Linked DNA regions of Homo sapiens: region 1 is linked to region 2. A link is an interaction called in ENCODE POLR2A ChIA-PET data of the cell type or tissue named here. Cell type or tissue: GM12878. All regions are shown on one strand.

Region 1 (5,000 bases), 360 kb after region 2:
ACATGCTGATCGTTACTGACTTAACATAAAGTACACACTCAATAAATACTTTTGACTGACCCTTTAAATTTGCAATATAGCTACATTTAAATGCAGAGGTTTTCTTTAACTTCAAAAAGGAATGATAGAAGCATTTGCTAAACAAGAAAGTTTATTTAGTAGAAGCCATTTATATATTAATATATTTAGGCAAAGTGGTGATCATAAGATTTGATTGATCTCAGGACTGGATTCCTCTCACCCTCACGCAATCAGTGTGATTATAAACCACATGTTATGGGAAAGAAAAGTCAAAGAATTAAAATAATTCTGTGACTCTTGTCTCCATTGTTAAACTGTGATACGGGTATAAGTAATTGCTTTAATCATGTCAGCAAAATATTAGGACTGTGGGATTAAACAATTGTTTAGTATAAGTATGTCCCATGCAATATTTGAGACATTCTTATAATAATAAAAAAGTTTGTTGTTTATCTGAAGTTCAAGTTTAACTACATACACCTTCTTTTATATGACAACCGTAGCCAAAGGGAAACCTCTGCACTTCACAGAGTGGAAGGACTGATAGGGAATACAGACAGTGCTCTTGGAAGCCAGTTCAGAAATGTATAGTGAACAATGTGAGGCCATGATTCCTTAGACTGGTCAGTATATGTCAACTCAGCAGCATGATCATCTTTGCCAGGGTAGAGAGCAAGACCAGAAACTGAGATCAGAAAGAGAAGTGGGAGTGGTGAAGTCACTGACCATATGGTCATTTGGGTCAAAGATGGCACCATTTAAAGGTCTGTAACTATGGTAGATTAAAGATAGCCACAAATTCTTTGCTACTATTTTTGGTAGAGGTCTATTGCCTTCCCTTTGAATGTGGATGGGCTCTGTAACTGCTTTGACCAATGGAATAATAGCAGAAGTGACACTGTGCCAGTTTTCTGAGCCCAGGCCCTAAATATCTGTAGGTTTTCACTTTCTGTTTCTTAGAACACTATTTTTGAGATCTCTGAGCCTCCATATAAGAAGTCCAGCTTTCCTGAGATGGCCATGCTGGAGTAGTCACATGTAGGCACTTTGGGTTGACAGATCCAGCTGAGCCCAGACTTCCTGCTGTCACCATCAAGTGACATGAGAGAGAAGCTGTTGTGGACCATTCAGACCACCTAAGGGTTGAGTACCCCCAAGTGAACTCCTTCAAGCCACGCAGAGAAAAACAAAACCCACCCAGCTGAGCCTGAGCCTTCTCTGAATTTCTGACCCATGACATCTGGAGATATAATTAAATGCTTGTCTGTTTAAGCTGCCAATTTTTGTATGGCTTTGTAACATAGTAATAGGTAACCAGAATAGTGAATATAAACAGAAGTTTCCCTGACCACATGGTGACTTAAGAAAGAAGTACTTGCCATCATTTTAGTATGTAAACTTCTCCATTTGCTTGTTTGCCAAGAAAATCTTGCTTAGAAAGAAATCTTACCTAGAATGCAATATATAATAGAGCTCAAAGTCAAGCTGCCTGAGCTGAAGCATAGCTAGGAGTCCAGAGTCACATCTTCTCTGTCCTCTTGTCCTAAACTCCCCAGATGCCAGGAGATGTTCTGTAGCCCAGCTGAGAAAGATTGTGAGGTATGTCTGAGACCTAATCTAAGAGGCAGGGGAACCACAATAAGATGTGCAAACCTGGGACTAGATGCAGAGAATGTTACCATGGGAAGCACGGCAAAACTGTCAGCATCAGATAAAGCCCTGCTTAAATGTGCAGAGGAGATCAAAAAGTCAGGTTGAAAGCACCAACAGCTGAACATGTTGTAACAAAGAAACTTTCTAAAGGTAGAGGGGAACCGTGAGAGAATGCAGCCAGAATCTGAGAACCCCCACAGAGAGTGTCATCAGGAATCCCAAAGGATAATGATGCAAGAAGAGGACTCTGACCTAAGCCACCCAGGGCCAAAAGACTATACTAATTCCTTTGAGAGGAAAGATGAAATAAGACCACACCTGGGTTATATATGCTGTAATTACTGATATTTATCTAACTTAATTGCCAAGTAAATCTGTTTCTAGTTTTACTCTGGCTCTTCTCAAATTAAGTCTTTTGTTTTCCGAATATTACACATAAGATCTCTGTGTAGATAATGTTGAATGGAATGTTGAACTGGGAATGGTTGGCCTTAAAAGATTATCTAGTTATGTTCTTGGTACCTAAAGAGAGACTAGGTTTGAGTGAGCAAGGCCTCTGTATAAAAGATACTAGTTAGATAACATACACCGAAGGAGATACTTGTCCAGCTTGAACATTACCACACACATTTGACATTTCAGAAAACTACTGGTTTATTTAAAGCAAGTCACACGTACATTATAAAGGTGTCATCCTGGCCAGGTGTGGTGGCTCATGCCTGTAATCCTAGCACTTTGGGAGGCCAAGGCAGGTGGATCACTTGAGCCCAGGAGTTTGAGACCAGCCTGGGCAACATGGTGAAACTGTGTCTGTACCAAAAATACAAAAAAAAAAAAAAAAAATTAGCTGGGCATGGTGGTGCACTCCTGTAGTCCCAACTACTAGGGAGGCTGAGGCAGGAGAATCGCTTGAGCCCAGGAGGCAGAGGTTGCAGTGAGCTGAGATCATGCCACTGCATTCAAGCCTGGGCAACAGAGTGAGACTCCATCTCAAAAAAAAAAAAAAAAAAAAAAAAAGAATGGTGTCATCCTATTTTAGAATGAAAACCTTAAAACCTAGCATATTTTGTTCTGTATATACTTGAAAAATAATTTTATCTGATGAATATGTATGATGATCATAATAATTATTTAGTCATATTACATGAACCCTTCTTCCAAGGAAGTGCAAAGCTTTTAAACAAGCCACTTCTAAAAACTGTCACATCCTATTGCATGCAGCAACAATCAGAGAAGCCCTGACTTGGCATTTTAGTATATTAATAGGCTGAGTGAATTCCTAGCTTAACTGAGGTGGGCCCCTTGGAGGATCTTATGGGTGTTTTTTTAGGAAACAAACCAAACATATAAAGGTTTGGTAACATCTGCACCCTGATATTATTCTCAATATGCATCCACAGACTACAAAGCTAAAGCTCCTTCAGAGCCAATAATGCTGCATCCTGGAAAGCAGATCAGCAAATAGCTCAAATTTATTCCCAATCCATAATGCTGACCACACAACAACAGAAAAACAGCTATGATAATGCTATCATGGCGTGGTCAGTTGTTGTAACAATAGCTCAATGGCTTGATAGCCTGAGCAGTAAAATATCTAGGCATCTGAACTTAAAAAAAAATCACAGCAATTTGTAGTGAGAGCAGCAAAAACATATTTGTAACCATAAGACGCTGATTCATTTTCTTGCCTGTTAACCTTCCTACTGGAGCAATTGCTCCCCTGGCTGGATTGCTGGATGATGAAGTGATCAATTTCTGGACACCCAGCAAGTTGCTATGTATTTGAAACTCTCCAGTGCTGGAGTAGGCAATTATTTTCACTTCCAGCTCAGCCTGGTATGTTTAACCGAACTCAAAGAACCTTCTATGGGAAGTGAATGCTTTTTGCCGATGTATTGGCACACACATTTCAGAGATAATGGTGATAGCTCCACAAGTTTTCAGGAACTGTGTTTCTGGACTGATTAATTTTATTCTTGCTCCCACAGCTTTTGGTTCCAGAGGGCCATAGTCTTCATATACTTCAGCACTCCATGAAGGCTTTCTTGGTACTGTTCAAAGTAAGATATAACAAGTTGCTGTGTTGCATACATCTTTACACCTTCATTGCTTGTTCTCCCAGGCATGCTATCATACCCAAGGCCACATGGTGAGATGGAAAGACACTGCATCTGAAGTCAAGGGACCAAGGTTTCAAATTCTCAATGTCCCCCTTGCATGATGGGCAACTGACATATCACTCCGCACTTTGCTTGTTGATTTCTTCATTGAGTGACAGTAAAATGGTTGAGTCTGTTCCCAGCTGTCAGACTGCCAGGAATATCTAGTAGTTTGGTTTCCTCTTCTGGAAAATGACATTAGTAGTTAATGCTACAGTGTTTACTTTGTGCCAGGCCATTTCCTAAGTACTTTACATATATATTTACTCTTTTAAGTCTCATGACAACCCTATGAGGTAGTGTGTTAGTACATTTTGCATTGCTATAAAGGAATACCTAAGACTGGGTAATTTATAAAGAAAAGACATTTATTTGGCTCATGGTTCTGCAGGCTGTAGAAGCATGGCACCAGCATCTGTTTGACTTCTTATGAGGCCTCAGGAAGCTTATAATTATGGCAGAAGGTGAAGGGGAAGCAGGCATGTCACATGGCAAGAGAGGGAGCAAGAGAGATGCCAGGCTCTGTTAAACAACTAACTCTCATGTGAACTAACAGAGTGAGAAATCACTCATTACTTCAAGAACAGCACCAAGACATTCACAAGGAATCTGCCTCCGTGACCAAAACACCTCCCACCAAGCTCCATCTGCAACATTGGGGATCACATTTCAACATGAGACTGGGAGGGGATGCACATCCAAACCATATCAGGTAAATGCTATTATTCTCATTTTGCAGATGATGAAAATGAAACACAGAAAAATAAACTTGTCCAAGCTTGTACAGTTGATAAGAAACAACTTTGAACCCAGGGATTTGAACCCAGGCAATCTGCTCCATAATCTATGCTACACTACCTTCCCCATGGGTTGTTATATAGGTTAGTTGTGCTATCAATGAAATGTGAATAGTAAGACCAATCCTACAGACTTCACAGGCGTGCTCTGTGTATCACAGTCACAATAGATGTGAAAACAATGTGAGATGAGCTGAAAGTGCTTTAGAAACCATAATGTATTGTTACCTTCTCTTCAAAGTTACCAGTAAGCAACCTCACTTTTGGGTTCTAGAACTTCCAGATGATATTAGGTGATAGAAAACGGAATCACTATTTAGTTATTTGAGAAAGTCCATGCCAGGTGCTCTAAAGTGAGTGTCTGCTGTCC
Region 2 (5,000 bases):
TAGAGACCTCCAACATTCAGAGGCCAGTCAAACAGAGGAAAGTAGGCAAAGGAGAATGAGAAAGAATAGGCAGAGAGGTAGGAGGAAAATCAGGAAAGTGTTTCTAATAGGAAGAAGTGGTCAAGAGAATGGAATACCACTGAGGTCTGGTAAGATGGAAACAAAGAGATGACCACCGGATTTTAACAGGGACCTTGGCAGGTATAACCTCACGGGTGTGGTGGAAACAACGGGCTGAGCAGAGGATGGCAGGTAAAGAAGACATCTCTTTGAACACAGACTTTATAGTGTTCATTTTTTTTCACATTTGCCTGCTTCTACTAAAATGACAAGCACTTTCTTGGCAGGGACCATTCATGACTTATTCAGCTTTCTATCTCCAATGCCTAGTTCTATCCCTGGCAAATGTCAGAAGATAAATACATGTTTGCTGAGTGAACAAACGAATATTTGGTAGTTTAACTCTACCTCTTAACTTTTTATTAAAGAAAAAACATCTTAAGATACTCAGCTGACTTTTTATTACATGGACACTTTTTCTGGCTCTTGAGGTATCATGGTTTCTAATAATGGAGCCAAAAGCAATGATATTAAATGTTATCTTAAAATATGCTAATACTTGTTTCTAGCTAAGCATATTTAAGTCTTAAAGTATCTCTGTGAATCTTATAAGAAAGTTCAAGCCTGGCTACACCCTTGAATAAGCTCACAGTTGAGTGAAAAAGTCTTCCAGACTAGGTTATCTCCCTGGATCAAGAAACAAGCGCTCATAATAGTCCATTACAATGTGTATGTATAGCAAAAGTTTTATGCACTCATGATTCTTTTGTTTTTCATAAGGAACTGCCAATAAAAAAGAAATAAAGGAATCAAAACACCAAAACAGAAATAGAGGTAATGTGAGGTAATTGAAAGCACTCCTTCAAGGACTTTAGGAATTACACTATTTCAAAATAAAACTTGAAATGTAAATCCAGGAACGTTATATAGAGTTACTTACGTTTCATTAATCAATAGGACAGAAACCACAGAAGGTCTGATTTCCATGTTAAAATAAAATTAGATTTCATATTATCAGTGCTTTATGATGGCCTTAAGTACAATTTATAGACGTTATTCAATAAAGAAAGTCTATAAAAATACAAACAAAATTTAAAATGCCCTGCTCAAAACCAAATTTTTTTCCCAAAGAATTTCAACTTTCCTCAAAACGTCAACAATCTCCAAAATTTCCATCCAAATAAAACAGTTTATATAAGACATGTTAAGTAATACAGCACTGTTTTATATATCTGTCTGCCTCAAACTCCTGAATATACTTCACAAATATAAAACATCTAATCAAACCCAAGTCTTTTCATTATCAACTAAAAGACTGAGTGAATGTTCACCAAAATATCACTCACATCTTTATCTCTCCTACCCCCAACTCCACTCTCCCAACTGCTTCCAATTTCCCTTTTTCTATTAGGGGTACTCCTCCTAGTGCCAATGGCTAGAAATCTCAATTCAATCCTGCTTCTTTAAAATATCTTGTTAAATTATTCTTTTTTTTTTTTTTTTTTTTTAAGACAGAGTCTTGCTCTGTCGCCCAGGCTGGAGTGCAGTGGTGCGATGTTGGCTCACTGCAAGCTCTGCCTCCCGGGTTCACACCATTCTCCTGCCTCAGCCTCCTGAGTAGCTGGGACTACAGGCGCCTGCCACCACGCCTGGCTAATTTTCTTTTCTTTTTTTTTTTTCTTTTTTTTTTTTTTTTTTGTATTTTAGTAGAGACAGGGTTTCACCGTGTTAGCCAGGATGGTCTCGATTTCCTGACCTCGTGATGCGCCCGCCTAGGCCTCCCAAAGTGCTGGGATTACAGGCATGAGCCACTGCGCCCGGCCAATATCTTGTTAAATTCTATAGACTCTATTCATCTCCTACCTCTCCCACCAACACCCTAGGGTGGACTCCAGTTATCTCTGGCCTGGACCACAAACTTCTTCCTAACTTGTCTATCTCCTTCCAGATTCACATTATAGTCATCCTGCACACCAGGGCCAGAATAATCCTAAAACGTAGATCAAATTACCTTATATTTCTACTCTGTTTACAGAATAAAATCCAAACTTCTTAGTAAGGTAATGAATCTGCTCTGACCTACTTTTTCTCTCTTAAACTCAACTACATTTTTCTCTTGCCCTTCATGTTAAGCAGAACAGGGTCTTTATGGCAATTCTTGGAGCTTGCCCTAGCTACCACTCTTCTTTGCTTACCTATGCCATTGTTTCTGCTGGAGATGTGGTCCCCATCCAGTTTCTGTCTGCTAAAATCTTGCTAAAATCCTTTAAGACCCAAGGATTTTAGACCAATAACATATAGGATCCCTGTGAAGGAAAGAAACTCATGCCATTTGTTTAACAATCTAGTTACTATGAAACCAGCAGCCAAATGCCCTTTCTGTAGAGGTCAATTCAAGGTGATAATTTTATTCATGAATCTTCAAGGAGCTTATAGCTTAATTAATAAAATTCCCTTTTCTTATATCCTGAATTAAACCATGCAAATGCCAGTTTTGGTCTTTGCTGGCAAAGTATTAGTGGCAACTCTTAAACCAGTTCTTCCTGAAGATTTAACATTGGCTCTCAAGAGCCATAGTACTGCCACAGAAAAAAATAGGAAGGAAGGAAAGAAGGAAGGAGATAAAAAAAGACAGAGATAGCAATCCTCGCTGGTAACCTGACCCGAGTTATGCTGTGTTTTCCAGCTTTAATTTGCTCTAAAGACATGGACATTAATTTATTATATTCTACTCCAGAACTGCGGTAAATTTGTGCATAAGTTATAGGAAATTCTGTATGGAGCTGAGGTATGCAGGACAGTCAGATGTTGGGTTATATACATGTTGTTTTCTTTATTGTAAGACTTAGTTCATCTTCAGTGTAGGAATGTCCATAATATCACATTTTAGGGACATTTTCTCAAACAATCTAAAATACATTTGGCCCAATCTAGCAAATGGTGGGCTGGATCTAGTGCCGGGCTCCTAAGCTTCTCTGTTGCAGAGAAAAGGGTCATCACAAATTGTTAAAAGTGACCTAGCCTTAGTTCAGCTGAAATTCTCATTTTCCTCTCTCTGCTGGCTTTATCACCAATTACCTAATAAGCCTTATGAACACAGCTTCTGTAATTTTTCACAAGTGCAAATGGAGCAAATGGAAAGGCTGAATCTGGTGATTGTCCTTGGTAAGCTTTTCTGTAAGTCATTCCAAGAATTCTACGCCCCTTTCCTTTTAAATTCTTTTCTTGAACATGTTCCAATCCTTCACATATGTTCTTTCTTTCTCTTCCCAATTCTGGTGCCAAGCTTCCCTGTCTATCTTTTTAGGCAATCTGGCTACTACTTTTCTCAGGGAGGAACACCCTCCGTTGCATTGAGCAACTGGGCATCTGAATAAACTTTCCAAACACTGAAGGATGGGGCACAAACTTGACTTTACTTGATAAAAAGCATTTTAAAATCAAGCACAGACTGAAAATGGGTCTAAGTTAAAAGTCAGTAGGATTAATTTATTTAAATTAAACTTGGCTACATTTTAAAAGTGGAGCAAATAGAATCTGCTAAAGCAAACCTCACTGTTTTACTTAATAAACATGTCCAACAGTGGTGGCAGTGCTGTGCTGGCAGGTCTGGATGCTCAAGTGGTGGCTTAAGAACAGTCTTCTGCATTTATAAGGCAGATTATTGAAAACACATACAAAATATGGGCAGGCAAAAAAAGAAAGAGAAAAAAGCAGAGTATGAGTCTTTTCTGTGTCTTAAACTATAATGAATCAAATGCTAAAAAGTTCACCTGGTAGAAAAAAAGGATAAGGCAAGGAAGTCACTTACCCTCTGACCTATGGACTCAGTGATTTAACAAAAGGTCAAGTAACACATTGAAGGGAGCTACTATGAAGGACAATAATTTTGGAGGCTTAAATAAGAACTTATGCTTTGTAAATAGCATCTAAAATTATGAAAAATTAAATGGCAATATATATGTACAAATTTTAAAAACATTATCACTTTCCTAGAAGACACTAACAAAGGCAGAAAAATGTATTTCAATCCAATGGAGTTGACAAGAGAAAGTGTTAGCAGAATCCCACTTAAAGGCATCTGCTTTCTGATCTTCAGGGATAGAGCAGGAGTAGCCCCTGCCCCCAAACACAACTATGCAAGACTGTTTATGTAATAGTCAGCAAACATGGTAGTATTATTTGAGCCACCACCTTTGAAACTTTGAGTAAACATTTTTTAAAAACTAAACTGACAGGCTCAGCAACAAAATCTGAAAATAATGCTTTGATATAGTTTTTGTTATAAAAGTAAGTTACTCAAACATCAAAATAAAGCCAGCAGCATTACTGAGGAACCTAGCTAAAATGTATTTTTAAATGTTGGATTTTAATTTTAAATATAGTTTTCCATTTGGGGGAAATATGTAATTACAGTAATATATGCTCATTTAAAATATGTAGAGCTTATGTAGACCACACAATCACAGATAACAATTTAAAATGACTATAAAGTTGTAATTTGTGATTTTATTTATTTAGCAACTTTTCTCCTCATTCAAAATAATCTACATTTTAAAAGGTTAATATTGTAGATATCTGTATTATCATGTCTAAATTTTTCTGCCAATCATGAAAATAACTTTCCAGTTAACATGATACACAATCAACTTGAAACCATTTCTGTATTCAAAGTGAGTAGCAAAACAACTTTTACAAGATATTTACTCCAACTATAACTCTCATTGCTGGACTCACAATGCCCCTCTGCCTGTTTAGAAAGGCTCCCAAGATCACTTCTCTAAAAATAGGGAACCTGAATAATGAAGGTCAAGTAGGATTATGTGTCTTTTGAAACAGTGAGGAATTGTAATTTGAAAAAAAACAAGATTTCAAAATTTTCATCAAATATTCTGTTTCCACAAACCCTTAGAACGCTGTAAATTTGCTCAATTACATCT

The links. ChIA-PET counts read pairs that join two places held together with the same protein. Peaks named below come from ENCODE experiments on the same cell type or tissue, not always from the same donor. Only the 100,000 strongest peaks of a DNase experiment are listed, where the experiment ranks them.
Region 1: POLR2A ChIA-PET joins it to region 2 with 8 read pairs; 5 of 35 experiments call an interaction of 5 or more read pairs at or near these places.

What each region holds. Positions count from the first base shown.
Region 1 is chr5:96,314,811-96,319,810 of GRCh38, forward strand. LOC101929710 (a long non-coding RNA gene) reads left to right here. Exons shown (of 5, transcript NR_130776.1): 3 at 3,663-3,734. It also overlaps a transcript of CAST not described here. Among named protein-coding and RNA genes, the nearest start is that of PCSK1, 120 kb to the right of the region's middle. In GM12878, no CTCF peak of the experiment used is centred here; no DNase peak of the experiment used is centred here.
Region 2 is chr5:95,952,857-95,957,856 of GRCh38, forward strand. All of the region lies in intron 1 of ELL2 (elongation factor for RNA polymerase II 2), which reads right to left. Among named protein-coding and RNA genes, the nearest start is that of ELL2, 6.5 kb to the right of the region's middle. In GM12878, no CTCF peak of the experiment used is centred here; no DNase peak of the experiment used is centred here; H3K4me3 peaks cover 2,289 bases; H3K27ac peaks cover 1,024 bases.